Linked DNA regions of Mus musculus: regions 2, 3, 4 and 5 are each linked to region 1. A link is a loop called in an ENCODE intact Hi-C map of the cell type or tissue named here. Cell type or tissue: heart. All regions are shown on one strand. Links, peaks and the distances in the headings refer to the core of each region. The heading gives the core; the rest is flanking DNA. Region 1 has its middle 9.6 kb from the start of Abtb1. Region 2 overlaps Kbtbd12 (kelch repeat and BTB (POZ) domain containing 12). Region 3 has its middle 5.0 kb from the start of Kbtbd12. Region 4 overlaps Kbtbd12 (kelch repeat and BTB (POZ) domain containing 12). Region 5 overlaps Kbtbd12 (kelch repeat and BTB (POZ) domain containing 12).

Region 1 (6,444 bases), core at 1,551-5,550:
TGTTGTCCTGCAGTGCCATAGATCTCCCCACCTTTGTGTTTGTCATGTCCCAGAACTTTCTAGATTATTTTCCTCTTCCTCACCAGTGCATTTCCATTTGTTTTGCTCTTGTGTGTTCATCTTTTGGGGAAAGACCTGAAGCTGCCAGCTAGGACAGGTGGCCTCGAGTCAGGGTTGCTGGCAGAGGGTTGCAAAGGTGGAAGGCAGTTTGCCACTGAGCCCACCACAAGCAGAAGGGAAGCCAAGATGGGCGGTGGGGTCTCACTGGCTCTGCCTTTGTGCCTGTTCTTACATGTCTGAGTTCCAAACCGGGGGACGAGCATTTAAGTGTGGTCACCTGAGGAGACTTAGGGTCACATCTGGTTTGTGGTGAGCCAGGGTGTTTGTGAAGCATCCGAAGGAGCTTCCTGGGGGGAGGTGCCAGCCAAGCTGGGTGTGACAGTGACTTGCATCTTTAGGCTTGTATTTTGAAACCACAGGGACAGGGAGGATGGGGACACAGGCCACACACAGCCCAGGATGTGTGGACTTCAACTTCAGGAGGTAAAGGGAAAGTTTCAAGTTGCCATGCATTTCTTCCCATGTGTGATTAATTATTAAGTCAAGTCCATCTTCTGTATAGATGTTATTTGAAGTCAGAAAGTTTCCATCTTTCATCAGACGTTAGTAACATGAGCAAAGGAATTTTCAGTGCCCTGGAATCCATATTCTCCACTAGGTTCATGGATGCGATGGCAATCAGGTTGGTCCCCAAGGAGCCAGGCCATGGGTCAAAGTGGACACGAGTTCCCCAAATACCACGCATGTGCCCAGTTCCCCATCTTAGCATGAGGCAGAAACCCTCCTGGGTACAGCAAGTAAGAAACACCAACCTTGTTACTGGTTAGGCAATGGGGTCCTTCCTGCTCTGCCCACAAGGTGGTTGTGAGCAGGTGAGATGCTCTCCACTGATGGCTGACCCACGAGGCTGGCCTGGTCAAGCCAGAGGCTGTGGAGAGCTGGGATCTGGGTGCTTCAGGCTGCAGAAATGAGAGATTTAGGACTCCAGGTGACCAGGCTGGGGATTCATCACTCTGGGCTTTAGCTCACAGTGGCCTGGGTGACATGTAGGTCCTACTAGTGTGGCCGCCCATCAGCTAGCTGACCCCTTTGCTCTGAATCTTTCCAGTTAGAAGCCATAAGGAAGGAGACACGTCTAGTGTCGGTCTTGACTGTTGTTATTTAATGTTTGGCTGCAGCAGGTGGTGCCCACTCTTCCTGCAGGCCTTGGCTCTCAGGTCCTGGAACCCTGTAAGCGGCACGTCTTGTGTGCACCTTAAAAATCTGACTCCTCAGCTGTTGGCATCAGCCAGGGTCGCATTCTTGTGTAGCCTGGCAAGAATGGAGTCCTCAGTCCTTAACACTGGCTTTGGGTCAAGGTTTGGGACTCTTGGCCCTGCAGACTGTTCTCGGAAACTTTCAGTGACCAGGGTCCATAGTTTTTCTTCCCTGGTTCCTTTCAGGCTTAGTTGCTCCTCAGTCTCCATTCTCCACAGTCTTCGCTTGCTGCTCCCATTTCTGCCCTGGCTGCTCTTGAACTGGTCAGCTGCTCCTTTGGCTCTGCCCCTTCTGCAGCTCAGCCTGTGACAGCTCACCTGCCATGGATGCTTCTGCCCTCACTTGGCTGCCAATTTTTGTTCTGCTCAGCCTGTACCATTGATGGTAGGCAAGGACAGACCACTTTAAAGATGTTTCCTGAGACTAACGCTACGCCAGCAGGGGAGGGGAGCACAGGAGGGCATCTCCCTGCTACTTATGAGTGGAGGCCTGAACAGCCTGCTTTATATATACAGCTTGAGAAAAGCTGTTTGGGCCAAGCATAGCCTTGCCTTGTAGCACAAGCCAGAGTCTGCTAGACCACATCGGGGTGTGCTCCTCCTCTGGCTTAGGTGGGAATGGCTGCAGGGTCATCTAGGGTTCACCCAGCCTCAGGACAGCCCTAGCTCACTGAGGCTGTGCCTCAGCCACTGGGACAATCAGATGTGCCTCACATGGTTTCCTTAAGGTGTCTGTGGAATGTTCCAGATGGCTGGTGCTGACAAGGTAGTTGAGTTGACAGTTTGTTTTTTTTTTTTTTTTTTTTTTTTTGTTCAGAGCAGCCAAGCATACTTCAAAAGCAAACTAGCTAGTTAGGGTGACACATTGCTCCTATCTCAGAGTCTTTAGGTTATTTATAGGAAAATGAGCATGAGTACTTAACACTAATAGTAGTTGGGTTTTTGTTGTTGTTGTTGTTGCTTTGTTTAACAGATTGGTTTCTGTCTCAGTTTGGGTTTTAGTGCTGTGAAGAGACACCATGGCAACTCTTTTTAAATTTTTTTTTTGTTATTTTTAAAATTTATTTTAAAGATTTATTTTTTACTACTATGTACACTGTAGCTGACTTCAGACACACCAGAAGAGGATGTCAGATCTCTTTATGGTGGTTGTGAGCCACCATGTGGTTGCTGGGATTGTAACTCAGGACTTTCCGAAGTCAGTGCTCTTACCCACTGAGCCATCTCACCAGCCCCATGGCAACTCTTACAAAGGAAAACATTTCATTGGGGCTGACTTACAGCATTAGAGGTTTAGTCCATTATCAGCATGGCAGTGTGCAGGCAGACAAAGGTACTGGAGGAGTCAAGAGTTCTACATCTTGATCAGCAGGCTGTGTGCCACACTGAGCATTGCTTGAACAAAGGAGACCTCAAAGCCCGCCTCTACAGTGACACACTTCCTCCAACAAGGCCACGCCTACTCTAGCAAGGCCAACCTCTAACCATGCCTCCTAATAGTGCTACTCCCCATGGGCCAAGCATTCAAACCAATCGATGAGTCTCGGGGGGCCACTCCTATTCAAACCACCAGGGCTTCTTTTGAGACTGGGACTTGTACCTCTGAGTAACTTCAAAACTGGCTATATAGCCTAGAATGGGCCTGAATTTATGCTTCTCCTTCAGCCACCTCTCAAGTGTTTAGGATCAGAGGCACACAGCACCCTCCATGCTTGGGAACTTAGCTCCTGAAGGGGGAACTTAAGAGCCACAGCCAGTGTTACAGCTCAGGCCCAGCATCTGAGACCTTGTAGACTCAACAGCACCCTCAGCACAGCATACCTCCCTGCTTACCCTGTGTGTACTATATTGTACTTGGATAAATAGATAGACAGACAGACAAACAGACAGACAGACATGCTATACATATCCATACACACACTACAAAAATTTTTTAAAAATGAAAAACGGGATAAGCATTTTTTTTTTATCAAAAGATGTACTATGACTACATAAGAACCATCTCTGTCTGACTTAGCACAACCATAGGTTCCCTTCTGAAGAATTCACAGTGAGATAACACTTCTTTTTTTTTTTTTTTTTAACATTTTTTACTTCTTAAAATACTATTGCCAGGAAAGAGAAGTGAACATCTTGCACTGAGGAAAAGCAAGTGAGTTCTAGAATAATCTGGAAGTAGGGCTGCAACCAAGCTTTCCTCTGCCCGTGAGGCCTTCTTGAGCAACAATACAGCCCTGCTAAAGCGTTAAGGGCTAGACACGCCCTCCCAAGGAGACCTCTAGAGGATGCTTTCCCTTCAAGTTGGCAGCATGCAGCTGTGCACCCCAGCACAGTGTTTGCACTTGAGAGACACCAGTTCTTCATCAAGAACTGCATATTATATTAACAAGCAACAGGATTCCAGAGACTAAGAAACCATATCCACCTAGCAGCATGGGTGATAACTCTGGAGATAAGCATGGGTGATAACTCTGTCCAGCAAGGACATTTGGGGGCGTACTCTGGCCATCCTTTATTTGTATGAAGAATTCCATTTGCGCCAATAAGCACAGCTTCTTGGCAGCCACCAGGGGGCACACGTCTGAGCACCAAGGAACGTGAACAGGCCCCTGAGATCTATTTGTCACGTAACCTGCAGAGCAGCAGTGGCTACGGAGGCTGCAGATGATGGTACACTGTTCAGTAGTCCTGGACAAAGTATGGTCTCAGCTTTGACTCTGCTAGCAGTGGAATCTTTTGAGGGAACCAACCTTGTCCTATACGACAAAGACTTTTGCTCTAGGGCGCAGCCCTTCCCTCAAGGCCAACTGCCTTCTTCTGAGGGACGGGGTGTCGTGGGAGGCTATCTTGTTCTGAGGGTTGGCCTGGCATAGGTGGGTGTGGGGAATTGTGTCCTTTTGGAGTCTACAATTCCTGGATTCCAAAGTCAATGCAGTTTAAGGCAATGACTATCTCTGTGCCTCTGACTTTGAAGTGAGGTGTGATTAACTATGCCTGGGTACAGAGGTGAGCTACTGACACAAAGTAACACAGTCACACAATGAAGGCAGAGGCACAAGGCTGTCACCCAACTTTCTTTGTGAGACAAAATGAGGAGTCAGAGCCTTTTAGCAAAAGCAGCTTCTAAGAAGCTCTTGGAAGATATGTAGGGACAGATCAGTATAGCTTCTATATGGGGCTTTTAGAATGAAGGAAACACCTGCCCTTTACTTGACAGTTTATATTCTATATTTTACTTGTGTGTTGGAACCCAGGGCCCGCACCCCCCTCCCGAGCTATGCCCTAGCTCTTTGATTATGTACTGAACAGTCTTAAGGTCTTCTGCATTTGGGGGAGGTGTCTGCTTTCTCTGATCAGGCACGGGTGGGCCTCTGAACCAAGTTTACTGGCTGTGCAGGTTGCTCCCCCTCTGCAGGGTTTGTGGATATACCTATGGTAGCCTTTCTTGGGTCCTTGAGGGGACATCTGTCCAGGTCTGGGGGACAAGGGTAAAGGTCCTCAGACCTCAGTAGCTTCCCATGAGGCCTTGCTGTGGGGGAAGAGGGCTGTGTGGCTCTACCATAGCTGTGGTTGTAGCAAATCACTGCATTCTTGGGCTTCTAACCAGCCACAGGAGCCCACCACCCCTGGGGCCATGATGAGCCATCACCAGTCATTCATCATGTGAACCCTGCCTCCCTGGGGAGTAGAACCAGAACTCTAAAAATGGGCACTGAGCATCATAGGCTGATGTTCCTTCCCTCCAGGGATCGGGAGGTGGGGTTGTGTTTTTTTTTCTCCTGGACCCCAAGATTGCTGTCACCTCTCGAGTAGCTTCGTCCCATCAGTCAGACACTGCTAGCAGGTATCTGCCTCACTGCTCCGACCTTTGTTCTCCCTGTGCTGTCCTGTCCCCCCACCCCCTTTGCAGGCCTGCATGATGCAGGTTCATCTGGCAACAGTCCACCATGTCCGGTGTCTCAGTTCCTCTTATAGCCCATTGGTGGTTCATTTCCCTGTCTCCCCAGCTGTGCCCATGCAATTCCTAATTCCTGTTCTATTCTTTGAAAGGTGCATGCCCTAAGACCATGTACCTGGTCTTTCCGCAGGAGCTCATCCATGCCCTCACTCCTGTGAACCATAAGTTCCTGGGAAGAAGGAATCTTCCTTCTTCCCTTTTCCCTGTGAACCTTGTGTAAAGCTGATTGGAACTTCAAAGGTTGTAGAGAAGCTGAGATGATATAGGTCAAGAGCCCAATTACAATTTATCATGAGCTATCTTCAGCCTCTTTAATAGCCATTCCCTGCCTACCTTGTGTCTGAGCATCCTTGTGATTAATAGGCAAAACCCCTTGAAATGTGTTAACCTCGCTGGGCAGTGGCTTCCACCAACCAAAAAGCTAAACTAAACTCAGCATCTGAGGTCTACAGCGGACTTCCCCAGTTCACTCTCACTTGTGTTGGTTACTTTTTCTTGCTGTGATAAAACACCATGACCAGGATTGACTTAGTCCATCCATGGTGACATGCTTCCTCCAGCAAGGCTCCACTTCTTAACTTCCCCAAACAGCGCCTCCAGCCGAGGACCTGAGCCCATGGGAGACATTTCTTATACAAACCATTACACTTGGGTACTTAACATTTCCATCAATGTATCTGAGAAGCACCTTGATCCATGACTTTAATTCTGTCACTATAAAGACTTTATGAAACTTGGACATTGGGACGTGGAATCCCGAGTGACCTGAGTTCGTGTTCCCAGGCCATGGTCATTCATATTTAGCTTCAGAATAAAAGATCTCTTATCACCTTTGAGGCGAGTGCTGTTTTCAGACACTGCCTCTTTCCGTCTTCCCTCCCTTGTTCACCGTGCTCATTCACCCGGTCACAGCCTCCTGCATCCGTTTTCACACATTCTCTCGCTCCCCGTATTCATTTATTACTTTTCCCTCTGCCCCTCCTCCCACTTGGTCCCTTCCTCCTTCTGTAGCCCCACGACACAGTTATTCCTGAGGAACCTCTGGACATCAGAAAGGGACATGACCCATGTAAGGGACAGCGGGCTGCCCAGAGGACAGCTAGTCTGTCATGTCCATGAAAGTGCCCAGAGGACAGCTAGTCTATCATGTCTAGTGGCACGGGGTACTGA
Region 2 (6,444 bases), core at 1,296-5,295, 280 kb after region 1:
TTTATTTGGCTTTGGCACTACTAGGGGTCACCCCTGATCTTTCCTAACTGCTGGCCTGGCTGCCTCCCCAGCAGTGTACCCCAAATACTTGCTGTTTCTCCTGGCCTTTTACCTCTTTCCTCGTGGTCTCTCCTCTCTTCCTCTCCTTCTCCACCTCAACCTGGTAACTCAAAACCCACCTACCTCTAATCCCTCCAGTAATTGATGGTTGCCAATTTTATTTAACCAATAGTTTTAAGTTAAGGAACAAGGTTTGCACAACAAAGGCTCATAAATGTGAGAAGCCACTTGTAGGTGTGGACCTTCACATACAGAAAGATCGTAGCATTACAATACGTAACAATAGACCAAACCTCAACACAATTATGTTTCTGTAAGAGCAGAGACTTTAGCCTGGAGAGTTGGTTAAGAGTACTTCTGTTCTTGTTGAAAGCCTGGGTTTGAGTTCCACAGAGCAGCTCACAATCATCTGTAACTTTAGTTCCAGGGGATCCAATACCTCTTTCTGACCTCCACAGGCACCAGGCACATACGTGGTGTATAACGCACATAAAAATAATGAAATAAATAGATCTTTAAAAGTTAGAAAAAGAGCAGAAGTTCTGTGTGTTTCTGTGTATGGTGATACATGCCTTTAATGTCAGCATTCAGGAGACAAGGGCGGGTGCAACCCTGAGAGTCTGAGACCAGCCTGGTCTGCATAGCGGGTTCCAGGATAGGTAGGGCTCAGGGCGAGAGAGAGAGAGAGAGAGAGAGAGAGAGAGAGAGAGAGAGAGAGAGAGAGAGAGAGAGAGACCCTGTCTCAAGAAAGAAGACAAGAAAGAAAGCAAGGCAGGAAGGAAAGAAGGAGAAAAGAGAAAGGAAGGAAAGGAAAAGATGAAAGACAAGTTTTAAATGAACCAAAAACCTATGTAACTTTAATTTTTTCAAATCCTATATTTAATGATGGTTCTTAAGCACTTTTACCTCCCTTGTAGCCCACCACCCACCAGAGGTAGTGAGGAAAATAAGGATACTGGAGAAGTGTACTTGATTAGAAAGTTTCTTTGGAGCAACTCCCATCTGTGTTGTCTGGACACGAGCAGTTCAGTTCACAGTTTAACAGGCACTGGCAGCTCAGTCCACTTGCAAAGACCTCATGGATACAGCAGTCCAGTTCAGTGGAGTCAGGTTAGCAGCAGCAGTGAGGGACACGACCTAGCAAAGACAGCCAGGCCTCAGCCTCAGCAGGAGGGACCAGGAGGAACAGCAGAAGAAGTTCTTAGCTGTGCCTCTCTCAGGGAAGAGAAGATCAGTGAAGATGTGAGACCCAGAAGCATTGCACAGCTAGTTGTACCAGCAAGCCAAGCTCTCTCTCCATCACTCTGCTGAGTCCTGTTTATGCCCTCCAAACATCACGTGTCCTCCACGTGCCCTGCCTCAGCACATGCATCCAGTCAGTCCGAGCGCTTGGAAGCGGCAACAGACTGCAGCACACCACCAGAAGTTTTTTGGTGTGTTCCTCCCTATGGAGTCCTGACAAATGGAGCTCAACTACACAATGTAAGGTGGACCAATACATGCATGTTGTTAGCAAAGAATCCTTCATCACATATCCTTTCACGTGCTTGCTTTAGCAGAACATCCTCTCTCCTGTGTCTGCTTCAGGGAAACGTTTCTTCCCGAGTCTGCCTTAGTCTTTCACCCGTGTCCACTTCAGGAAAACACTCCTTCACATGTTTGCCCCAGCAAAACACGATCCAACACAAATGACTCTCCAAAGAAGCCTTAAAGTTTCCACTTCAAACCTACACTTCCTAACACACAGTACACAGGCTTGCATCTGGACTGAGGTGTTGTTTCAGGCACTGAAAACTAAAACCGGTGTGATGAATGCAGATGAACTGACAGAGTTTTGTGTGTTTAGAACCAGGACTGCCATGAGGCCACAGTGCCACACACGTGAACACTGCCAGAATGCCTTGGCTACAACACAATGTTTGATTTTGAACTAATTTCTAGTCTGTGGGCATTTATAAAACTTTTGTTGCTGCCAACATTTTCACAATTGGCACATGTGGAGTCATGACCTACAGTCTAAGAACTGCTTCCACACTTCATGTATGAGCACACGGTAAACACTACGCGTGCTCACACAGAGCAGAGCCTTCTTTGCATAGTTTACATCCAGGGTTAATTGAGTTCACAGATGCAGAATCAGTGTATGTGCACGTGGAGGGCCGATGTGTTCATGGTCTTTGGCATGTACCAGGCACTGCTCTTGGAGATCACCTATGATAACATGCAGTCATTCATATGACCCCTGAGTCCATCCTCTGGGGCCAACATTACGGAGAATGAAAAAGAGGCACAGAGCAAGGATGCTTTGTCCCGAGTCACCCACTCTCCAAAGGGAAGAATCACCAAATATGTCTGTCTACTCTAGTTCTGCATTATTTAGGCTCTTTCAGTAGAAGCCACACATACTTCCTCAAGCGTCTTTGTGCACTGGATTGGAAGAATGCCTAGGCACAGGGATCCAGGTATGAAAAGCACAACCCACCAGGCCTCAGGACAGACTAGAACAGTTCCTGATCTCCATGTTCCACGCACACCAGAGGCCTAGCCCATCTTTCCAGAGTTCACAGCTTGTGCCCCTCACTCCTTGCTCCTCACACTTCTCCTTCTGCTGACTTCTGCCTGGTGGTCTCAGGTCTTCTGTTGTCAACTAAGTCCTGTCTGCATCTGTGGGGGATCTCTAGTGGGAGCCCAATCTCTTGAGTGAGAAGGGGTAATATGCCTGCCTGTCTGGACCCCACACCCTGGGGAACTGAGGCTCCACAGAGCTTGTCCTACATGCATTCCTACGGACGGTTTATGCGCTTCATTCTCCCTGTATTGTACATAATCCGTTTTGAACCTTCGGGCCTTGATGTACACCAGGGGTCAGCGACTTTTTAAAAGGGCCAATCTGGAGAGTCAGAATTCTCAGTCACACATGACTCGACTCACCCCCTCCAGGTTAAAATCTCAGAAAGAATGAATGTGGTAGACCCACCCCACTTCCTGTACTGTTCCTTAGTGCTCAGGCTGCAAATCAGTTCTCTGTACCCTTGAATGCATACTCAACCATGGCTGCGTGGAGGAACACATGACCACCAGGATGCCCTTCTAAGAAAAGGCAGTCTGCCCCAGAAACCAGCTGTGGATTGACAGATGTGCACTGAACCCCATTGTCCAACAACAACAAAAAAAAGGGATTTATAGCAGATGTACAGACTAGTAAGTGGAAGAACAAGAGACTGGACAAATGCTTGGAAATTAAATAGTTCCATTTTTTTGAAAAGTATTCATGGTGGGAGTGTAGCTCAACACCTAGCATGTGAGGCCCTGGACTCTAAGAATTCCCACACCAGTGGCAGAATATTAAATGAGTAAATGACTAAATAAAGCAGGCAAGCCTGCATTTTGAATTTTTGCTTTTATCGCCACCTGCTGGCCAGAACCAGTATTACGCTAAAGTTCTGTCAAAAAAGATTTCCTTTTTATACTGAAAGAACTTTTTTTTTTCTAAGAAAGCCTGTGGTTCCTTTAATTAAAAATAATAATATTATTTTAAAATTAACATTTTAGTCATAAGATAATTGTGTAAAAATTTGTTTATAGTTCATATATTTTACATGAAAACATTTTAGAAAAGCAAAGTTAGGATTTTTATAAAAAGACTAAAAGACGGGTATTTTAAAATATCCTTACATAATTAAAGAATGTGGAAAAATCAACATGAGAATATTAGGAGAATGAATAGATGTATCAGCAGTTAAGAGCACTCACAGCCCTTGCAGAGGACCTGAGTTCAGTTCCAAACACCCTGCAGACAGCTCACACCCACCTGTAACTTCATCTTTGGGAATCTGATGGTCTTATCTATGCGCACACATGTGTCTCACTCACACACATATAGATAAATAAAAGTAAACTGTTTTAAAAAAAATCAACCAAACAAAAAGCCTAGACAGTAAAGATAGACGCCTGACTTTGGAGGGAAGCCTGCCCGTTCCACTTCCACTGCATGACCCTGAGAGCTATGCCCCATCTCTGCCTCTGGGGCATTGTTACATCCCTGCACAGAGCCCTGCCAAGTGTGGCTGCGGCTCTCTTCTTCTACCTGCCTCTGGAAGTCACTGCAACTCTCCACTGCAGGATTGTGGGCCCCTGCCGTCATCCTTAAGGAACAGTGTGGCATCTGTGACAGGTCTAACCCTACCCACATCCTGGCTAAGTGTCGGTATCTGTCCAACTGCATGCCCAGGGAAGGCGATGGCTGTATCAAGGTCACACTACTCAGACTGTGCTTCCGCCCGTGCACACAGAAATCAAGACAACTCCATGGCATCAGAACATCCTTCCACCCTGACAACAGCCGCGTATTCTGTCGGTACTTGATACAATAAATAATTTAAAGGTGTTTCGATTTTCATTTTATGTGTATTATGAGTCTACTTGTATGTACATGGACCACATATGTGTCTGATGTCCCCAGAAGCCAAAGGAGGGTGTCAGATCCTCTGGAACTAGAATTACAGATGGCTGAGCTCTCGAGTGTGGGTATTGGAAACTGAAATTGGGTCCTCTGCGAGAGCTGTTCATAACTGCTGAGCCATCTCTCCAGCCGTACTCTCAGGACACGTGTCTCTCACAGTCCTAAACTACCACCATATTCATTGGTTTGTTGATTAACCCTTGGCTCTCAAAGAGGATGCGGTTGGAGAGAGTGACGACAGCCTCTGAGCTTAACACTGCCATGGTTTTGGTTTTTTGTTTGTTTGTTTTTTGTTTTTGTCTTCTTACTTTGCTGTCTTTCAGATCGACATGAGGTTATCTCCAAAGAGATTCTGGAGCTGGACCCTTGGGAGAACCAGTGGAACGTTGTGGCCATCAATGTCCTCATGCACGACAGCTATGACGTCTGTCTGGTAGCTAGGATGAACCCCCGAGACCTCATCCCACCACCCTCTGATCTGATCGAGGAAGATGGTGACCACAGAGGGCAAAGATGAGGAACTCGAAGCTGGAGGAGCTACAGCTAAAGGAGCCATGGCCTGGCAGCGATGCTTGGGCTGCTCAGAATGCAAAGCAGGGCATAGGCATAGTGTGTGGTGCTGACATTCTTATCGCATGCATAGCAGACCCTGTGCAAAGTGGCACTGAGCGGTGGTGGGGCGGGGTCGGGGGGAGGGGTGGTTCAGGGTCTTCCCTCAGGGGCATCCCAGCATGGTAAAATAGATGTGGCAGAGCAGGGCAGACAGTGAGGATTCATGGGGGTAGGACAGAGTGCAGAGGAGGGCAGCACCCTGCTCTGCTGGGACTCAAGAGTACTGCCAAGCAGGCCCATGGGTGCTTTTTTTGATGATGAGGTTGGGAGAAAGGACAGTCAAAGGTTGTAAAGTAGGAAAGCTGGTGTGTGTCTGTGTGTGTGTCTAGTCCAGCCTGCCACAGAGCTTACACACAGGATTTGCTGCTGAGAGAAAGGTAACAACTAGGTGTCCAATGCCTGAAAGAGGAAGGAGCATAGGCCTGGGCCTGGGTAGAGGAGCCATCGCTCTCAGAGCTTTGCCCCAGCTCAGTCTGTCTGTTAGAATAGCCTGAAGGGCATACATATAGCAGCAGAGCTCACTGCGGCCCTGCTTGTGACCAAACGCTCACGCCTAGAACCCTATTGCCATGGGCCACAGTGAGCAGAGTATTCCTGGACACAGAGGGGCCCCCTTGGGCTTAATACTGAGTGCGTAGACTGAGCTTGCTCTCAGCTGTACAGACCTTCCTTGGATGGAGCTGAATGCAGCATGTCTAAACACGGGAACCCACAGTAGGCTGTGAATGAGGAGGGAAGAGGCATATTGGCTACCTGATGCCTCCTTCAGACCCCTGCCCTGGCTGGGAAAGGGAGGGGGAGCTTCTCCCAGCCCAGGCATGGTACAGTGAGCTCTCCCCAGAGAGCTCTGCAATTAGGGGTATCTGCAATTTTGTGTGGAAATCTATCCATTTTGCTTCCACTCATATTTCTGGATGCACAGCTGATCCATTACGTGACTGTTCTCTAACATCACAAAAGCTTCCATGTAAGCAGTGTGGACACTCTGGGATCTTCCCAGAGGCCAGCAGACCCTGCACAGACACAGCTCTTTATCAATGTGCACTCTCCAAGTTCCAACCTCTCCTTCACAGGAGAGGAGGACTCGATCAAACCAGAGCCACTGACACCAAGGTGTTCTGCCCCCTGTCCCTGCACAGATGTACCCCCAGAATGCTACACTCTTAGAGGCACGGGCCACGTCTGTCTCTCTAAGGTTACCCCCTGAGTCCTATCATAGTAGCTGACACATGGATGGAGTTTCGGGTGACCAGAATAAGTAACATTTCTAAGCCAGGATCTTGTCTGGGACTTTGAGTTTCAAGTATCCT
Region 3 (6,444 bases), core at 1,565-5,564, 200 kb after region 1:
CCAAGGAGTGAAATGTGGTGGTTGGTATGAAAATGGTCTCCACAGGCTCATAATTTGATTGTTTGGCTCCAAGTTGGTGGAACTGTTTGGGAAGGATCAGGAGGTGTGTAGTCTTGCTGGCAGAGGTGTGTTACTAGGAGAGGGCCTTGAGGTTAAGAAAGCCCATGCCCTTCCCAGTTATCTACCCCATCCCATCATGCTTATAGATGGCATATGAGCTCTTAGCTACTGCTCCAGTGCTATGCCTGCCTGCCTGCCTGCCTGCCTGCTACCATGCTCCCTGCCATGATGATCATGGACCCTAACTTCTCTATAACCTTTCTTCTATAACCTTGGTAATGATGCTTCTATAACTTGCCTTGGTAATGATGCTTTGTTGCAGCAAGAGAAAATTAATTTAGACAAAACTGAACCCAGGTCCTTTGCAAGATCAGTGTTTTCTAAATATGATTTATTAGAGTGGCTTACAAGCTGTGGTCTGAGTAGTCCAGCAATGGCTGTCTCCTAATGGAAAGGCCAAGGGTCTAGTCGTTTTTCAGTCCATGAGACTGGCAGTCTCTGCAGATCTAATCTGGTGCTGGAATTCCAGGGAGGTCCTAAAGCGCTGCACAGTGTTCAGTCCACATTGGACTCCAGAAGACGTGAATTCTAACACCAGTGAAGGAAGTGCTGAGGAGAGATGAGCTTGCCAGTGAGAGTGAGGGCAGGCAGACAGAAAGCACAAGCTCCCTTCTTCCTGTCCTTCTATGTGGGCTGCCACCACGTGTGGCCCAGATTTACAGTAGATCTTCTGACTTCAAGTGATCCAGATTTAGGGTGGTTTTCCCACCGCAAATAAGAAAACTAACTCTCTCTCTCTCTCTCTCTCTCTCTCTCTCTCTCTCTCTCTCTCTCTCTCTCTCTGTCTCGGATATGGGCAGCTGCTTGGGTTTCAGTCACTTCCAAATGTAGTCAAGTTGACAACCAAGATTAGCCATCACAAGCACCAAGTGCTCTTAACCATGAGCCAGTCCACAGGTGTCTTAGTTAGGGTTGCTAGTGCTGCAACAAAACACCACGAGCATTTTCTTGCAGAAGCAAAGGGTTTACTTGGGTCACACTTCTACATTGTAGTTCACCAAAGAAAGTAAAAGAACTCAAACAGGGCAGGAACCTGAAGTCAAGAGCTGATACAGAGGCCATGGAGGGGTGCTGCTTATTGGCCTGTTCAGCCTGCTTACTTATAGGACCCAGGACTATCCTCCTAGGAATGGCACCACCCACAGTGGACTGGGCCCTCTCCCTTGATCACTAATTGAGAAAATGCCTTACAGCTGGATCTCATGGAGTCATTTCCTCAACTGAGGCTCCTTCCTCTCTGATGGTTCTAACTTGTCTCAAGTTCACACAGAAACCAATAGCATTTCCAAGGAGGAGGAAGCACCCATAGCTGGGAAAGGGCCTGGAAGGAAGTGAGCACAGAGGCAGGGAGGGAGGTTGGGAGCTACAGTCATGACCTCCACAGGTGCAGCTCACACATTTTAAACTTAGCAGCAAAGAGGAAAAGCAGGCAAAGGTGCTAAAGGGGGCAGGAAAGGGAACAAAAATGTTTGCAATTTCTTAAACTATGAAAATTTAAACAGCTCTGTATAAAAGTAGAAGACAGGGGAAATTCAGATGTTACATTATCTGCTATCTCACCAGATTATAATCTTCAAGGAGCTGTGTCTGTTTTGTCCACAGCTGGGCAGCATCTAGCTTTACCTGACACAGGATGGGTGTTCAGTCCATGTGCAGGAGGTCTAGAGGAATGGGAAGCAGATGGCTCTTCCAAGGCCAAAGTCAAAGTACTCTGCCAGGCTAGACTCAGAACTGAAGAGGGAGCTCAGAAAGAAGGTGGGGGCAGTAGGCTGTCCTGGTGGAACAGCCCTTCCTGTGTGATTTGGCATACAAGATCCTCTCCCACTGAGTATTAGCAAGTGGAAAAAAGGCTGAATCGTGACGCAGAAAGAATCTTTTGGAAGAGAAGACTCATGGGCAAGAAGGCAAAACAGGAAAGCAAACGATTTAGTTTGTCAGGGAAATTTATTTCTCACAGTTCTGGAAGCTAGGAATTCTGAAATCAAAGGGCCCACATATTTGGACTTTTACCTATTATAACATGGAGGAAAAAAGCAAAACACTTGAGACAGGGAGAATCAGGTAGAATTCCAGCAATAACAAACTTACTTCCTTGAAATGGACCTGGCCCATTCATGATGGTGGTACCCTTGTGATCTAGTAAAGATTCCACCTCCCAATAGCTTCACAGTGGCAAGTAAATCTAAAACGAGCATTAGAGGGAACATCCAAATCACAGCAGCCTATGTGCCAGCCATTTGCTGATCCCTAGGAATGATGCAGTAATGAGTGAGGTCACTCTGCCGAGGAGAAGCTCACTGTCCAGCAGGATAGAGACCTGAGACCCCTGTGGTACCATTGGCTAAAGCCATTTCCCAGTGAGGAGACAGTTGAAGTGCTCCAGGGGTATGGGGGAAGCACCAGCATTCTGCTGGAAGTGTGTTTTGGTGAAGATACAAAGTGGCCCAGGAAATAATGATGGAATCCCTAACTACAGATATTCATTTACTCCACAGCTTACCAAGCATCTACTCTGCACCAGGCTCTGTGCTTGGCTTGAAAGCAGAGCTATACACACTCCTTGCCCTCATATCATTTGTAGACAGAAGCCATTAGCTGCATACATGCATCACAAATGCAACACTAAACTGGAAAACAACTAGAAAGGAAAGATACATGGCATTATGAAAAGCAAAAATAAATGTTTGAGTTACAGAGTGTGACTGGCACACAAGGTTACCTACTTATAAGATATAAATATATCTGGTGGTTTAAATATGCTTGGCCCAGGGAGTGGCACTATTACAAGGTGTAGCCTTGTTGGAGTAGGTGTGGCCTTGTTGGAGGAAGTGTGTCACTGTGGGAGTGGGCGATGAGACCCTCCTCCTAGCTGTATGAGAGCCAGTCTTCAACTAGCAGCCTTCAAATGAAGATGTAGAACTCTCAGCTCCTCCTGCACCATGTCTGCCTGGATACTGCCATGTTCCCATCTTGATGATAATGGACTGGACTCCTGAATCTGGAGGCCAGCCCCAATTAAATGTTGGCCTTATAAGAGTTGCCTTGGTCGTGGTGTCTCTTCACAGAAATAAAACCCTAACTAAGGCAATAGTGTATCCCCCTTCTTTGGAACAGACAAAAAGAAAGTATTTGCTATCCAGGATAAACTAAATTCCACAATCTGCTCTCTGGCAGCTACATTTTGTCATGCAACTCAGAGTCAATGATACACAGTAACTCATCTTGTGTACTCACAGGTATCCTCTTACAGAGAAAGGTTTGCTATCCCCTCTTCATCACTGCTTGGAGATAGTGGTGAGCTATCTCGGGACAAGTGGACAAGGGCAAAATCTGAGGAAAGGTAGATTAAGAGAGGAGGAGGAGGAGGGGTGGCTGGCAGCTAGAGCCACTTTAGCAGCTTTGAATAGCTCCCAGTCAGGCAAGTTTGTATTAAAAATTCACTTCTGTGTCTTAGCTCTCATTCTAATGATTTGTAAGAAAGGTCAAACAATATATAGGATCACTGGATTATCGCTTACTAATGTAACAAATAATATCAACTCATCATGCTTGTGTTGAGAAACTACTTGGAACTGCACTGAATCAGAGCCTGCGTATTCATATACATGGGACTTGGGGATTTCATGGCTGAGGAAAATGAAATAGCCCCAAACAAGAGAAATCTGGTTTCCAGAAGGTTTTGTGATTAACTTGTATGTAGCCTCAGATGCCCTCAGCATGGAAAGGCTGTCTGAATAGACTGTGCTCACAGGAATGGAACAGTGGGGCTTAGTAAACTGGTAATAACTCTATTCTCTGAGCCTCCCTGTGATAAATTCCTAAAATGGAAAAGCCAACAAAAGAAGTATGGTCCATATCTAGCTCACAGTTGGATGAAATGGATTATGAATAGGAGATAGCTTTCTGTTCCATTTTCAAGATCTTTCTGAAGATCAAGCACAATTTTATTAAAGTCTGAGAGACAAATAAAAGAACAGGCAAGCTGAAAGTCTTGGCAACTACCGGGAAGAGGAGATAAGGAGAAACCCGTGCCTTTTAAGTTAGGCGAGGAGGTCAGGAGGACAGTACAAAAGCCCAGACGTCAGAGAAGCGTGCTTAATATTGCTGAGTCACGGATCTGAGTTCAAGGGACAACTGATTCCAGACTCTTTGTGTCCCAAGGCAAAGGAAGGTTAGCACTAGAGACATGTGGTTAGACATAGTTTATTAAGAAAGGGAAAGCACTCTGAAGAATAAGAGTAGAGGAAAACCACAAAAGCCTGTCTTCAAGATCTTTAGCAATGAGTTTGATTTAGAATCGCATGCCTGTCAGAGGAAGATGACTTGGTGTGACTTTATAGCTTATTATGTACTTTCATGCTCACTAGCAGGACTATTTCATCATCTCACCAGCTTTCTATGTAAATAGACCCATTACTGTCTGCCTGTTCTACTGCAGGAATATAAGTGCTTTGCAGAAAACAAGGCTTCGGGGGACAGGATCAGGACACTGGGTGTGCAGGCATACCTTCTTGCATGTAAGCACTTTGTCTTACAGCCATTTGATGCTGCCCTGAGCTGAGCACATGCATGTTGCAGGGGTGAAGAGGACAGAGGTCCTGGCGTATGAGTGCTTTCACAGCTGCTGTGTCATAGTTCAGATCTGGAATGTTCTCCAAGGCTTATATGCTCAAGCTTCACTCCAAGCTTGCTGCAATCAGAAGGCAATGGGGACTTTACGAGGTAGGGCCTAGGATGAGGTCTCCAGATCGCTAGGGGTGTGTCCTCAAAGTCATTTGTAGGACCTCGGTCTCTTCCTGCCATTCTTCTACTCCCAGACCATAAAACAAGTACTCTTATTGCACTCACGTACTTCTGCCCTAATGTACCTCTCTCTGCAGGCTCAGTAGCAATGAGGCCAGTTGATCATGAACTGCAATCTATAAAACTATGAACCAAAATGAACCCTTTTCCTTTATAAGCTGATTTTCTCGGGCATTTGTTAAAGTGACAGAAAACTGACTAGCATGGAGGGGGGCAGGTATGCAGTGAGTGTTGCCCATTGCCACAGTACAAGGCCAAGCACGGAGAGCACGACACGCCAGGCACAGATGGGAATGTTCTGTGCTTTTTAGACAAGAATCAACAAGGACAGAAAAGAAAGAAGAAAGGAAGGAAGGGAGGAAGAGAAAGAAGGGAAGGAGAGAAAACATTGCAACTGTTCCACTATCACACCTGCACCTCAAGCTGCCTGTGTACATGTGTTCACACACATGCACACACACAAACACACACACAGACATACACAAACACACAGACACATACACACACATACACACATTCACACACACATACATACACACTCACACACATACACACACATACATACACAAACACACAGACACACACACTCACACACCCCCACATACATACACATATACGCACACTCAATAAACACACAAACACACAGAGACATAGACACACACACAAACATACACACAAGACATACACACACACACACATACACACATGAGGCCAACCAAGGACCAAGTTCAAGCTGCAGAGCCCTTAGTGTTTGATGTATCGATGTTTGTTAAATATTAACACTCATCATTTGGCAAACAAGATTTCTAAATCAACTAAAGTCACCTAGGGATAAAATGAAGGCTCTAAATTGGCCCCTGGACTCAAAGCTCTGATTTTTCACAGAACTCACTTTCTCCTGAAACAAATATAAAAGGTAAACTAAAATGACCAGTGAGAAAATTAAAGAAGGCTTCAAGACAAGATTCCTTGGCTTCACACTGACATCCTGTAAAGAAAACTAAAAGGAGGGACAGAAATCACTGTAGATGGCTCTAAATGGAGCTGTAGATCTGTGAGAAACGGAGAGAAATTTCCTCAAATAACTAAAACATGAACTATAAGATACTGACATATGTGAGAATAATATTAAAATGTTCTAAGGGAGACTTGAGGCCAGGGGATGATGAGTCTGGGGACAGTCATGAATGCATAGTGAGTTCTCTCAAAAATGAAAAATCCAATTAAATATGCATACATTAAATACATAGAGTAATATTGAGTCTTAAAACATGAAAATTTTCATAGATGATATATGAACTTTAAGGGCAGTATTCAATAAATTAGTAACAAAAGACAAATATATGTTTCTGCTTATGTAAAGTATATAAAAGGTAAATTTATACAAGCAGAAAATAGTCTAGAGATGATTGGATATTTGGGAAAGAAGAAAAATGAGGCATTACTTTCTAATGACTGTCATGATTTTAAAATATAGAAATGGAAGTGGTGATGGCAGTTGTATTAGTCAGCTTCCAGTTA
Region 4 (6,444 bases), core at 1,462-5,461, 240 kb after region 1:
CATCATCTGAGGTTTCCTGTATAAAGAAGCAAGTAATACAAGGACTACTCTATAGAGATCATTTTACTTAGACACAAAGTAAATAGACCAAGATTCTTAGAACCTTTCTTTCTTTTTTTTTTTTAAACAAAAATATTCAAGCTGGAGGTCTTCAAGGTTAAGAACACTTTTTTCTTGCAGAAGACCAGATTTTGGTCCCCTGTACACAACCCTCTGTAACTCCAGTTCCAGTGGAGCTGATGCCCTCTTCTGACTTCTGTACATGTGGGGTACAGACATCCATATATATAAAACAAAATAAATATATTAAAAATAATAAATTCAAAATCCATGAGGGTAGGATTCTTGTTTTAGTATTTTTAATAAATGTGTGTGTGTGTGTCCGCGCGCAAACGTGTGTGCATACATATGTGTGTCACTGCACACATGTGGAAGACAACTTTCAGGAGTTGGTTCTCGCTTTTCACTCTGAGTCAAGGTCTCCCTTCTTGTTTCTCTCCTGCACTGCACACTCCAGGCAGCATGGCTTGTGAGATTCCAGGCATTCTTCTGCTTTTGCCTCCCACTCCCCTATAGGAGTCCTGGAATTGTAGATATGTGCCACCGGATCCAGCTAGGACTCAAACTGAGGTCATCCTGTGTGCAAACTTGGGTCAGCTGATGTTCAAATCTAATGCTTTTACTGCTGAGCCATCTCTCCAACTCTGGTCTTTTTTCTTCAAATTATCTAGTAAATTCTGTCCAGCCCTATTTAAAAGAAAAACACCATACTTGGCACCTCAGGAAATACACCAGGCCTTGTGGAACTTCTGTCTTGTGCCGCCTTTGCTTTTGAGGTGGGATATATTTGATTGATGGGTCTTTGTAGAGGCATCGGTAGGAGTTTGGTCTGTATCCTGTTAGGTAGTCCTACCCCAATCAGGAGAGGTTAATCCTCCTGGTAAGCAGGCAAGCCTGGGGAGAAGACTCAGCTACAGTCTCTGCGGAACACGGTCTGCTTCTAAAGCTGCCCTTCATTGAGCATGGAGTTCTTTGGACTCAGAACTTGCCTCATTTTAGGTAGTCATCAGCAAGCAGGTGACCTAGGAATAGAGTGAGGAGACGACCATTCATGTGTCCACCTCAGTCTTATTGAAGGAAGTACTGGAGGTTCTGTCCTCAGGGAGCCTGCAGGCCAACCTAATGGGGAAGAGAAGGAAGGGGAGGGGGAAAGGAGGGGGGAAGGAGAGAAAGAGAGAGAGAGAGAGAGAGAGAGAGAGAGAGAGAGAGAGAGAGAGAGAGAGAGGAAACCTTGATTTCTGTTCAAAGGAAAAAGTCTTATTCTGTATTGAGACAGGAATGACTTTTTGAGAAAATATAGGCAAACTAGGCCTTAAAGGTTCAGGAGTATGTCAAGCTGGGGAGGTGGTGTCAGAGAACACAGCCTATGAAAGGGTCAGAGAGAAAGATCTTGGCTATATGGGGAACTGTTGAGCAGGAGAGAAAAGAAAGCCAGGAATGTTAGGAGGGCAGGACCTGGATTATCTAGAAAGGAATCAATATGGAAATAGGTAGTCTACAGAACTCGTGACTTAGGAAGATACAGAGGACACTGTTATCATTCATTTGGGGCAGTTGTGGTCTTTACCGTTCATCTCCTAAACTTTCTCAGAGTCACTGTCCCTGCCTCAAATGAGCTGTTCTCATTTAGGGACCCAACGCAGACCTTTGGAGGCCCTGCAGTACACACTGGCACAATGTGGGAAGAGACACAGAAAGATGAGCTCAGGGTCTGAAAAGCCCTGGTGTGGATAGAAACACTGCTGCCCAGTGCTGACTGGACACAGACAGTCTAAGCTTGCTACAGTCTGACGGGATGAGACTTTCAACTGCCGCTTAAGTGGCACCAGCAGCTCCGTCCCAGAGCTTTCTGAGTTCTTTCTTTCTTTTTTCTCCTTTTTCTTGATTGCATCCTTCTAGAACTATCTGGATGTCCCTGCAGTTTTACTTGGAAGGGACAGAACAGTTCCGATTTGTGGGTTTTTCTCTCCAAAATCAAGCTCTAACACATGAAACTTGGGCTTTCTTTCTGCCTTTTTTCCCCTGGGATTTTGGGGTTTGGGGGAGTGGGTCGTGGTATTCTGTTTGGGTAGTAAGTAAAATGCATTCTCAGTCTGGTGAGAAATATGTGGGACCATCAACCTAAGCGCTATGAAGCCAAGGCAGGCTTGCTGTTGGCTAGCAATGCCTAACATATATTATCCAGGATTTGGTAAGAGACAGATAAGAACTTTTTAACTGAAAATACCCAAGGGCCCTTGTGTTGGGCTCTGGAAACTGACAAGCTGATGATTTTAAGGCTTTAAACTTGAAACCTAGAATTCTAAGTATCTATGGGGGAATGGGAGAGCTGACAACCTGCGTGAGAGTGAAGCAAATTGCAGCATTTGTAGGCAGAGGCTCAGGTCGTGAGTCAGAAGGGAGCCTGGGGACTCAGAGCGGTGGGCTACTTTTTCTCCAAGAAGCTGAGGCGTTCTAGAACCATCTTCCCCACAGCTCTTACAGCTCAAATGCTATGGCCAGGTAAGTGCTCTGTGGGATCAGAGAGAGCTGCCTGATGCCTCATGCCTGATTGTTTTTGGATTTTTGAGAAAGTCTTACTCTGTAGCCCTGGCTGGATTGCTACTCACTGTATAGTCTGGACTGGCCGTGTGCCCAGGCTAGGTTCAAATTCAGGACCGTCCTTCTGCCATAGCTTCCCAAGTGCTGGGATTACAGGCATGCACTACCACAACTTGTCGATGGCTTTTGACCTGATTCTCTCTACCCAGATTCAAAAGAAATGTCTATGAGCATTTGACCCTAAACCAGCAACAATTCAATAATTCAGTTACACATTCAATATAGGGCAAATGTCAACAATTTCCAAAAACACTTGTGTATGTAAAACCCCACATACATGGAAGAGTTAGATCAGTGGCTTTCAAACATGAAAGAAAATAGCCATCATCAGAGTCCCAGGTGCATGTGTGTCATGATGCCATCCACAAGAGGAACTAAATAAAAGAAAGTTCCCTCGGTGATACCCACGAGTGCTCAGAGGCCCTGGCTTTCTCCCTTTCTTTGTTATTATCTAAGTCATGTGCTTCTTGCCACATTTTGTAAAATTGGTGCTATCATTCTTAGCTTACAGGTGAGAATGAGTGAGGCTTAGAGAAGAATTAAATCAATCAACCTCATTTGGCTATCAAGAAGTGACACAAGAATGTGAACCGGGATCTGTTTCTGCAAGTCCACGTGCTTTCACCAAGGCACACGGGTGCCTCACCCCCCCCCCACAGTCATTCCCCACCCCCAAGTCTGGTTTAGCAAGGCAAGCAACTTTGGGATTTTGCCAGAACTGTTAGTGAAATCCCACTCCTGCTTTGGATCAAGCCCAGATCAGAGTAGAATAAGTCTGCCACCTTGAGGCAGGCCTGAAGGGGAAGGGTGTGCACGAGATTCATGGGCAACTGGGTGGCAAGTCCCTGTGCCTTCAGCCAGCTGTCTGCCGGGCTCTTTGTGGGAGGACAAGCTGCCTCCCACTCATCTCCAGAAATGAAAGAATCTATCATAGACCAACATCAGAAGAGGCCATCTTCATCTTTGTAGGAATAAAATAAAGAAAGAATAGGGAGATGTAATTGTCTTCCCCCTTCCACACCTGAATATTCTAGACATATATTTTGCATGTGGGGTGTATTTGGGTATGACCTATAAAGGTAATTTCTCTCCACTTGCTTGGTTTTGAGTAAGGGGAAGTCATGCTCAGAGATTCTGGTAGCGCATAAATGAAAGCCACGGCGCTGACTTATTGACATTCTGCAGCTATGCCGATCCCACCCTAGGCGTCCCCTCATCAAAAGGCTGTACTTGTAGAGCCAGCACTGACTTATTAATAAAGATCAGGCCTTTATTTGATTATTTATCTAATCAAGATTCATCTTCAGTCTAAGCTCATTAAGCCTGCTGCTAATGGAGTGTGCTTGAGGTGAAATTAACACTCGGTGACAAAGAGACTGAGTCCAGGCTTCAGGGACCAGGACAGAAACAGAGCACAGAGTGAGCTGGGGTGGCCCAGGGGTCGGGCAGAGCATGCGAAGTGTCTGTTCACCAATGAGAACGGGCACATTTCACAAGGTTAGTTTCGACTGTAGTAATTAAATACACTCAGTAGCAGCGCAAAGGTGACAAGAACTCTCATTATCTCAGACAGTCAAGACTTATAAGCACTCTGCTTGTGTCACACTGGGGCAACCTCTCTGAGAGGATTTAAGGTGGAACTCTGACTTAGAATCAAGGTGCTGGCACTTTACCTGCCTCAGCCTGACTCCTACTGACTTCAGTCTAGACTTTTTGCTTCACTCCCTGATCTAACTAGTTGCAACATACACCAGCCCTAAAGCATCTTACCTCTCAGAGAAGGGACTCGCCATCTTCTTACCTTGCAGGTCTCTGCTGCCACACACAAACCCTCTTCTACATGACTTCTTGGCTAGTTCCATTTTCCCTAAGGTGAAGAAGTATCCCACTACCACAGAGTCACATTGAGAGTGGTCCTGGCCATGAACACGAGAACTGTGCTAAGGCCGATGTGACCCTTTCTCCAAAACACAGCAGTGTAGATTCGGCTTCAAAGTAGCCTAAATTACTTCTCAGAGCAGATAGGAGAGAAGGCAGCCAAGCACATCCTGCGTAGATATCTTAATCTCTGGGTTCATGCTGAAAGAATTGGTCAAGTAACGTCAGTAAAGAGGTGGGGGGACCCCTCCAGTCTTTTTTCACCTTCAAAACCTGGCTTAAGACCCACTCATAGTAAATCATGCGGCTCCCATTGCACCCCTAAATTCATTGAGTAGTGTATGGCAGGCTCAACCAAAACCATGTGACCTTTGCCCTTCATGAGTTTACAGGACCAAGAACTGGACAGACAGGGAAGAGTGTCAGGGAGAGCGTGGGGAAGGGACATTTCATACTCATTCATTCATTCCAGACACATGATGTGGGAGGATCTGTGGGAGGAGCTGAAGGCAGGATCAGAGAAGAAGATGACGGAGCAGGTGATAATGAAGGTCTGCCTGATGAATTCAGTGAAGGACAGAGTCTAAGTAGCAGTGAGAAAGAGAGGCAAGGAGACCATGTGAAAAACTTCTCAGCAAATGGAATCTATAATGAAGGCCTTAAGTGTGTCTTAGTTTTCTCTATGTGACTGGTGTTTCTGATCACAGTGGATTGGAAAATCTTATGCAATTGGACTTCAAAGTCCTAACTCTGTACATATTTTATCTGCTCCTTATTTCCATTTGAAGTAGCCCTTAAGATGCCTGCCTGCCTGCCTGCCTGCCTTTCTATTTATTTACATATATGGCCCCTTTCACTCTGTTAACTTCTTGTTTGGAGACAGTGTTTCGTGATGTGGCCCTGGCTGACCTGGCACTTGCTATGTCAACTAGGCTAACCTTGAACTCACAGAGATCTTGCCTGCCTCTACCTCCCCAGTGCTGGGATTAAAGTCATGTGCCACCGTGTTCTGCCTTCACTTCATTAATTTCTCAAGAGCAGGAGCAATAGCCTTGTCAATCTTTCCAAACTCCTTGTCACTTGCCATTATCTTGCCATCAACGAGGAGTTAGTGAGCATCTGCTGAATAAAGCATGGTGTCCAGTAAGGAAGGGGCCCACACATCTCACTTCCCAGTCTTTCTGGTCTCCCTCTAATCCCAAACCTGAAATTTACCAAAGAGCCCTTCTTTTCACATGGAAAAGTATGCATGCAGTGAAGAAGCCAGCCTGCCATGATGAGTCACGGAAGAGAGAGTCCTTGACAGCTGCATGAGTGAACTCATTGCTCACAATGAGGCAGGTGTCTGAGTCATTCAACCAATATCCTTACTGGGAAGGGAATGCTCATTGTGTGAACCAACTTTGCAGGGTCTGCGAGGAATAAATCTTGCCTAAGCAGTAACAGGAAATGTGGCATTACAGTGACATTAAACTTGTCTTTGAAATAGGCAGCAAAAACAAGTCAAGGCCAGAAGCCGGTACTGCCCACAGCCCTAGAAGAGGAGAAGGGTGTCCATTGTGAGACTTCTGCTCCCAAACACCCCATTTCTGTGCTTCACTCTCTTAGGTGGAATTGGCTGTGTGGGCCGAGACAAGGGACAAGTTCGGAAATGCCTTGATGTGGTGGAGATCTACAACCCCGATGGGGACTTCTGGAGGGAAGGCCCGCCTATGCCGAGTCCCCTCCTCTCACTGCGAACCAATTCCACCAGTGCTGGCGCCGTGGACGGGAAGCTCTATGTCTGCGGTGGATTTCATGGAGCAGGTACTGGCCTAGCTGTAAATCTGTCATGGCCCTCTTGGCAGTGACTTTTACCTCCATTACCTGATAGGATGGTCAGTTTCCAGAGCAGTGAGGCACTGG
Region 5 (6,444 bases), core at 1,208-5,207, 270 kb after region 1:
TGGTGCAGAGATACTTACTGCAAGGGAAGGTCCGGCTTGACCATTTCTGAGTTTCCTGTGAGATAAACCCGGTTTGAAAGAGGTTGGTACCAAATTTTGGTTAAAAATAAAAAATATTCTCCGGCTCTACCTCGCCTCCCCAAAAGGTACCAAGAGCCACATGTGTGGGTTTTACCCACGGGAGGAATCGGGTCCATGTCCACCCAAGCCAAGGTTAAAAGCCCACTCATCTACGGATGAGAAAATCATTTGATCACCTCAGTTAAGCGTTGCCTTATTTAACTTAATTAATAGGGGGGAGAGAGATTGGAGACGTACTATTGAAAGGGCAAGCCCTTCACTGCCTCCCACCCAAATAAAAAGGCCAATTGGCCTTGTACTACAAGAGCCGGTCACTCCTTCTCCCTGTTTCCCACCTATCATCCAAAAAAGCGGAGAAATATCAACTTAGTGTTATTATAGTGTATTTCACATTTGTTCAGTCAAACTTAGCCAAAGTTCCAACGCCCTACTTAAAATTCAACTAGAAAGTTACCTACCAAGTACTAATTAGCATTATAAAGTCAGAGCCTACAGCTCCAGGCTTTTCAGTTAGTTGTTCACTAAGATAAGAAAGGACAGTCTTAAGCCAGATACAGTTTACCATAAGAAAGGTTATAGAATCCCAGTGAAGCAAGTTTTTTTTTAGCCCTAGATTCCAGGCAGAACTATTGAGCATAGATAATTTTCCCCCCTCAGGCCAGCTTTTTCTTTTTTTTTTAATTTTGTTAATAAAAGGGAGGAGATGTAGTCTCCCCTCCCCCAGCCTGAAACCTGCTTGCTCGGGGTGGAGCTTCCTGCTCATTCGTTCTGCCACGCCCACTGCTGGAACCTGAGGAGCCACACACGTGCACCTTTCTACTGGACCAGAGATTATTCGGCGGGAATCGGGTCCCCTCCCCCTTCCTTCATAACTGGTGTCGCAACAATAAAATTTGAGCCTTGATCAGAGTAACTGTCTTGGCTACATTTCTTCTTTTGCCCCGTCTAGATTCCTCTCTTACAGCTCGAGCGGCCTTCTCAGTCGAACCGTTCACGTTGCGAGCTGCTGGCGGCCGCAACAGAGAGAGAATCTGAAAAGAACAGGGGAGGGAAAAAGCATGCCCAAAATATATTATATGAAAAAATTTTAAGAGAAAATGTGTATGGAAATGCAAGAGACCTTTATAATAAGAGCCAAACACTCACTTCAAAGCTATGACAGTCCAGACTGTGGGGTGCCAGCAAATCACAGGAATGGCTCAGTGGGAGATCCCTGAGCGGTCAGAAGTGACCTCTTTCTATTATAGTCACTTGCTTCTCTACAAAGCTCCACAGATAGCTTAATTGGGAAAGGATCTTTCACCATCAAATTGTACAGGAATGGTTGGGTAGCCACAGGCAAAAGAGTGAGCGTATCTCACACCGTGTACAAAGATGGGCTCAAAGGATTAAAACCCTGTAAATATAAAACTACAAAGTCTTAGAAGGAAATGTGGACATCGCTGTGGCTTTGGATCGCACGACGAGCAGGCAAGTCACTCTGAGAGCATTGTTTAAGAAGACATCTGACAGCTGAGGGAAAAACTGCAGATCCTGTACCCGACAAATAAAAGGCATGTCTAGACAGCAGAAAGAAAACTTCTAAGTCAATAACAAAAAGATAGCGTGCTAACTTTTTTATATACTTTTTATTAGGTATTTTCCTCATTTACATTTCCAATGCTATCCCAAGCGCGCTAACTTTTAAAAATTCTTTTATTTTTTTGAGATTATAATATAATTGCATCATTTTCCCTGCCCCTTCCTCCCACCAACCCTCTCACATACCTTTCCTAAATGCATAAACACACGCTGGTCACTGTTATTTGTGTGGATGTTTGCAGGGCTGACCAACTGGTGTGCTCTCCCTGGGGAAGACTTTCTCCCGCTCCCAGCATTCCTCAGTTGCCTGTAGCTCTTTGTGTAGGGAGGGACTCACCCACTTTTTAATAGACAAAGATCCCGGATAGACATTTCTCCAGTAGGGGCTGGGAATTTATCTCAGTGGTAGAGCACTTGCCTAACAAGGGCAAGGCCCTGGGTTCAGTCCTCAGCTCAGGGTGGGGGCAGGGAAGACAGCAAAATGACATTTCTCCTATAAATGTAAACCAGTGGTCAAGTGCTGGACATTATCAAATCACAATGAGGTCACACCTTGTCCCCACTAGAGTGACTGTCACAAAAAGCAATCACACGTGTTGACAAGGAAAAACTGGGGAAGTCAGAATCCTTGTACACTGCTGTGAGGGCTTACATGTGAAGCTGCTGTGTAACACAGCCTGTATTTCCTCAAAGGGTTAAACCTCCAGTGGCCCCTGGATCACACATAAGGGACTCGAGCTCCATCTATACACACAAGTCCATAAAGGAGTGTCCACACAGCGGTGTTGTAACAGCCCAGAGATGGAAACAACCCATGTGAATGGATAAACTGGTGAATAGATAAAAAGTTCTGTACTCAAATAGCAGAAGACCACTCGGCAATAGAGTGGGGTGTTGATGTGTACCCTAACATAAGTGAATCATGAAAGCAGTACTCTGAGAGTGAAGGTGGTCTCCAGAGATCATCTGATCCATGACTCCACCCATAGGAAATGTCCAGGAAAGGCAGAAATGGGTTTGCAGGGGGATCAGGGGTCAAAGGAAGGGAGAGGGGGAAGTGACCCTCACTGTCTCCCTATAGGTACTTCAGTTCAATTCTTCCTTAGTGTCAGACCCGGAAGCAGACCACCAAAGCAGGACAATGGTAGTTGTTACTTCTTCCTTTAAAAGCAGGATTAGTGCATGTAATTCATATGACGTTTACTCCCTGTATGTGAAAAAAGCGGGGGTTTTGCATATTCACAAAATTTGTGTGGCACCCTGCCGGGTACTTTCACAACATCATGAGCCCCCAAATAAGCCATGCACTTTGCATGGGAAGAGGCAGAAATCGCATCCCAGAAATGAAGACTTTAGTGGTAGAGGACACCTAGTGGCCAACACCCACTCCAGCTATCAGAATTCCCCAAGAGATGAGAACACTGTCACCTTAGGAATTACTGTTGATTCCTTTGCCCATGTTTGGTACCCAAGAACCCTGCTTTTCAAAGGAGCTCATGGGGATTGAACCGACGGCATCTTTGTAAAAACCTTGAGCTCTTAAAAGACATGGAATTCATTTTGGCAAGGTTTTCTGGTACAGGACCGGTGGTCCCTACTATAGCGCAGATACTAATATGCAACCTGCAGCTACTCTCTCCCTCAGCACTACAAGGGAACGCTGCAGGCATGTTAGGAAGCAGGACCTGCCACCTCTCCAGTTCAGCCCATCCCTGGATGCCTAGATCCCACCCAGAGCCTGAGCCTGAGATGCTCTGCTTTCAGCTCGCCAGGGTATCCTTACCCTCAGCTTCAGCTTCCCAGGATCCCAGCAACGCTCCCACCTCGTTCTCATTCCTTCCACATCCTTCCTTCCTTCACTGGGGACTAGAGAGGTTTCCTGATTCCCTTATCTGCCCAGAAGAACTCTTTTTATATCCGTCTGTCCCCCTCCAGCACAGCCTAGCCTAGGCTTAGTGGTGGCACTATGACAGAGGACAGACCCAAATCAACGGGCAGAAAATGCACTGGCAAGTACCTCATGAGTTCCCCGACTCTCAGGTGCAGTGTAAGACTGATGCTGGTGTTGACTGAGCCTACAGCAGCATTGGGCACTGTGCACAAGTTTGTTCATTTATTCCCACAACAGCCTACAAGGCAGATACTGGTATCACTCTTACTCATGCAGAAACTGATCACGGGAGGTCACACCAAGGGTAAATATTGAATTTGGGATTCAGAGTCACATACAGAGTCTGGCCCCAAAGTCTGCTTTCTAAATAGTAGGCCAGCCTGTCAGATTAAAGTATAGAATTTGAGATGGAGGCTGAACATCAATATATCATTTTAAAGATCTTTAAAGATTACATTTTTGTATTTGCTTGCTGTGTGTGTTATGTGTGTGTTATGCAGAGATCAGAGGACAACTTTCAGGAATCAGTTCTCTCCTTAACCATGCAGGCCCTAAGGATGAAACTCAAGTTCCCAGGCTTGGTGGCAAGTACCTTTATCCACTGAGCAATCTTACCACCTCTAAAAAGACTTTAAATTATTGTAATATGCTGCTGGGGTTGAGAATTAAAACCCTGGATGGTGCCTGTTGGGTTTCATTCATTTAAAATATTTTTACTAAATGCAATTAGGTGATAAGCTCTTATTAGCTGCAGCCCTGAAGGACTTAACTTAAAGCCAAGTAAGGAAGCTGCTAACTGCTTCGAACGGAGCATGCTCCTTAGAAGTGGATATGCAGAGGAACTTCAAGGGGAACTCAGGGTACCTTACTATTGTCAAAGCCTATGAGCTATGAAGGACTTTCATGGGGTCACACCCAACATATAACCAAACTTCTGAACGTGAAAAGCCAAGAAACACCGTAGAAGAAGCAAGGGAAATAAAACAGATAATGTGTGATAGGACAGATATCAAAATGGCCGGATTTCTCAAGCCAAGGATGGGACAAGATTCCCAAAGGACTAAAGAAAAGTAAATATCTGAAAACTGTAGGCAGCAAAGATGCTGCTTAGGAACCAGGGCAAAGCCAAGCCACTCCCCACAGGAAGGAAACAGAACTTGTAACAGACCTGTCCTTGAAAAGAAAGTTCCTAAAGAAGAAAAACAACTGATGCCACAGAGAAACACGGAGGGCCAGGCACCTGCCTGGCATGGCAAGGCCTGATTCCAGCCCCCAAATTATAGGGGAACATGGCTGAGAATCCAGGAACTTAGGGGGGTCACAAAGAGACACAAACAGTAAATATCTGGGCATGTGTAGTGGGCAGTTTTTCTCCCTTTCAATAATTTGAAATAAAATAATTTAAAATATCCCCATCTTCCTCTCCATGAGGAGGAAAGGGACTTGCATAGTAAAAAGATTCTTATACTTCACTTAAAGTGGCAATTTGTTCTGCAGAATGGCCAACTGTGTACAGCAAAGCATGTATAATGAGCCTTACAGTAGCTACTAAAATATGACCAAAAACTATGCAAAAACATGGAATTTAAAACTTCGAGATAACTTGAAAATGGAAATTGAAAATATTCACACAGTCTAAAAACAAAGATAAATAAAAGGATAAAAAGGAATTTTAAATGAATTAGACCTAAACTCAAGTCCATTAATATTACAACAAAAAATAATAGTCTAAACCAGGGATTTGAAAACTGCAGCCTAATCCTGGTAGATCTAGTTCACTGTGTTTTATAAATAAAATTCACTAGAAAATGCATCTATTTACTTACATATGTTTCTGGTTATTCTCTTGTCTGTGAGCTAACTAAATTAACTAAAAGACAAATATTGTTAAGACTAAATAAACTGCATCTAACTGTATGGTGTCTAAAAGTCAGATTGATGCTGGCTGTGATGGGGCACACCTGTAACCTCAACACCCTGAGGCTGAGACAGAGGATTGTGTGTCTAAGCTAGCCTGGGCTACAGGTGAGATCCTGCCCCAAAACAAGAAAGGAAACTGAATCTAAACGTAACTGCATAGGTGCTTAAAAGTCAAAGGACGAGCCAGGTGTGGTAGCACATGACTTTCATCCCAGCACTCAGGAAGCAGAGGCTGGTGGATCTCTGTAAATTCCAGGATGCCAGGGCTACACAGAGAAACCATTTCTCTAAAAAACAAACAAACAAGCAGACAAACAAACAAACAAAAACGGGACTGGGGATCAGTGCTGCACTTGGGAGATGGAGGTGGTAAAGTCTGGGTTCACCACCATCCTCAAGCTACACAGAGAGCTTGAAATCCTGGGCTTCATGAGGCTCTGTCCCAAACACACAGTGGGGATCAGGGGCACTGCTGAAGAGATGGCTTTGTGGCCATAAGGCTAACAAAACGTGTTGAAGATCTGTATCTGGGAAGAGCTAAACAAATGAGCTTCCAGCTTTATGAGTTGGAAGACTTATGGTAAAGTTGCTGATTCCTCCCAAATTGACCTAAAGATTTAACTCACTTCTAATCAAAATCTTGTTCAGACTGCTTGTGCATGTAGACAAGTTTATTCTCAGATTTCTATGGGAAACAACAGAAGCTAGAAGAGTGAAAACTATTTTCAAACCAAAACAATAAGGCAAGGGTGGTCATCTTATAAATTGAAGACTCTGTATAAAGCCCACCTTAACCCAGTGGGATCCGGTGACAAGCAGACACAAAAATGGGTTTAAAAAAAAACAAAAACAATTAAACATCTATAAATAGACCCAAAGAAATGTGGCAAATTATTTCAATTTGCTTTGTTTTGCTTTGAAACAGGATATGACTGTGTAGACATGGCTATGTAGACCAGGCCAGCCTTGAA

What was found. Hi-C counts contacts between places; a loop is a spot of excess contacts. Peaks named below come from ENCODE experiments on the same cell type or tissue, not always from the same donor. Only the 100,000 strongest peaks of a DNase experiment are listed, where the experiment ranks them.
Region 2: it touches region 1 in a loop (4-fold over the local background); 23 of 42 quality-filtered maps call a loop at or near these places.
Region 3: it touches region 1 in a loop (2.5-fold over the local background); 6 of 42 quality-filtered maps call a loop at or near these places.
Region 4: it touches region 1 in a loop (8-fold over the local background); 14 of 42 quality-filtered maps call a loop at or near these places.
Region 5: it touches region 1 in a loop (2.7-fold over the local background); 20 of 42 quality-filtered maps call a loop at or near these places.

Annotation. Positions count from the first base shown.
Region 1 is chr6:88,829,125-88,835,568 of GRCm38, reverse strand. No RefSeq gene overlaps it. Among named protein-coding and RNA genes, the nearest start is that of Abtb1, 9.6 kb to the left of the region's middle. In heart, for the core only: a CTCF peak has its summit at 3,882 (motif pointing right); DNase peaks (open chromatin) are centred at 1,778, 2,753 and 5,238; H3K27ac peaks cover 1,163 bases.
Region 2 is chr6:88,546,317-88,552,760 of GRCm38, reverse strand. It overlaps Kbtbd12 (kelch repeat and BTB (POZ) domain containing 12), which reads left to right. Exons shown (of 6, transcript NM_001278671.2): 6 at 4,846-6,444. The coding sequence ends at 5,039. Among named protein-coding and RNA genes, the nearest start is that of Sec61a1, 31 kb to the right of the region's middle. In heart, for the core only: a CTCF peak has its summit at 3,480 (motif pointing left); no DNase peak of the experiment used is centred there; H3K27me3 peaks cover 1,040 bases.
Region 3 is chr6:88,629,249-88,635,692 of GRCm38, reverse strand. No RefSeq gene overlaps it. Among named protein-coding and RNA genes, the nearest start is that of Kbtbd12, 5.0 kb to the right of the region's middle. In heart, for the core only: no CTCF peak of the experiment used is centred there; no DNase peak of the experiment used is centred there.
Region 4 is chr6:88,586,681-88,593,124 of GRCm38, reverse strand. It overlaps Kbtbd12 (kelch repeat and BTB (POZ) domain containing 12), which reads left to right. Exons shown (of 6, transcript NM_001278671.2): 5 at 6,148-6,345. Among named protein-coding and RNA genes, the nearest start is that of Kbtbd12, 38 kb to the left of the region's middle. In heart, for the core only: a CTCF peak has its summit at 3,446 (motif pointing left); a DNase peak (open chromatin) is centred at 3,454; H3K27me3 peaks cover 655 bases.
Region 5 is chr6:88,561,807-88,568,250 of GRCm38, reverse strand. All of the region lies in intron 5 of Kbtbd12 (kelch repeat and BTB (POZ) domain containing 12), which reads left to right. Among named protein-coding and RNA genes, the nearest start is that of Sec61a1, 46 kb to the right of the region's middle. In heart, for the core only: a CTCF peak has its summit at 3,032; no DNase peak of the experiment used is centred there; H3K4me3 peaks cover 128 bases; H3K27me3 peaks cover 2,215 bases.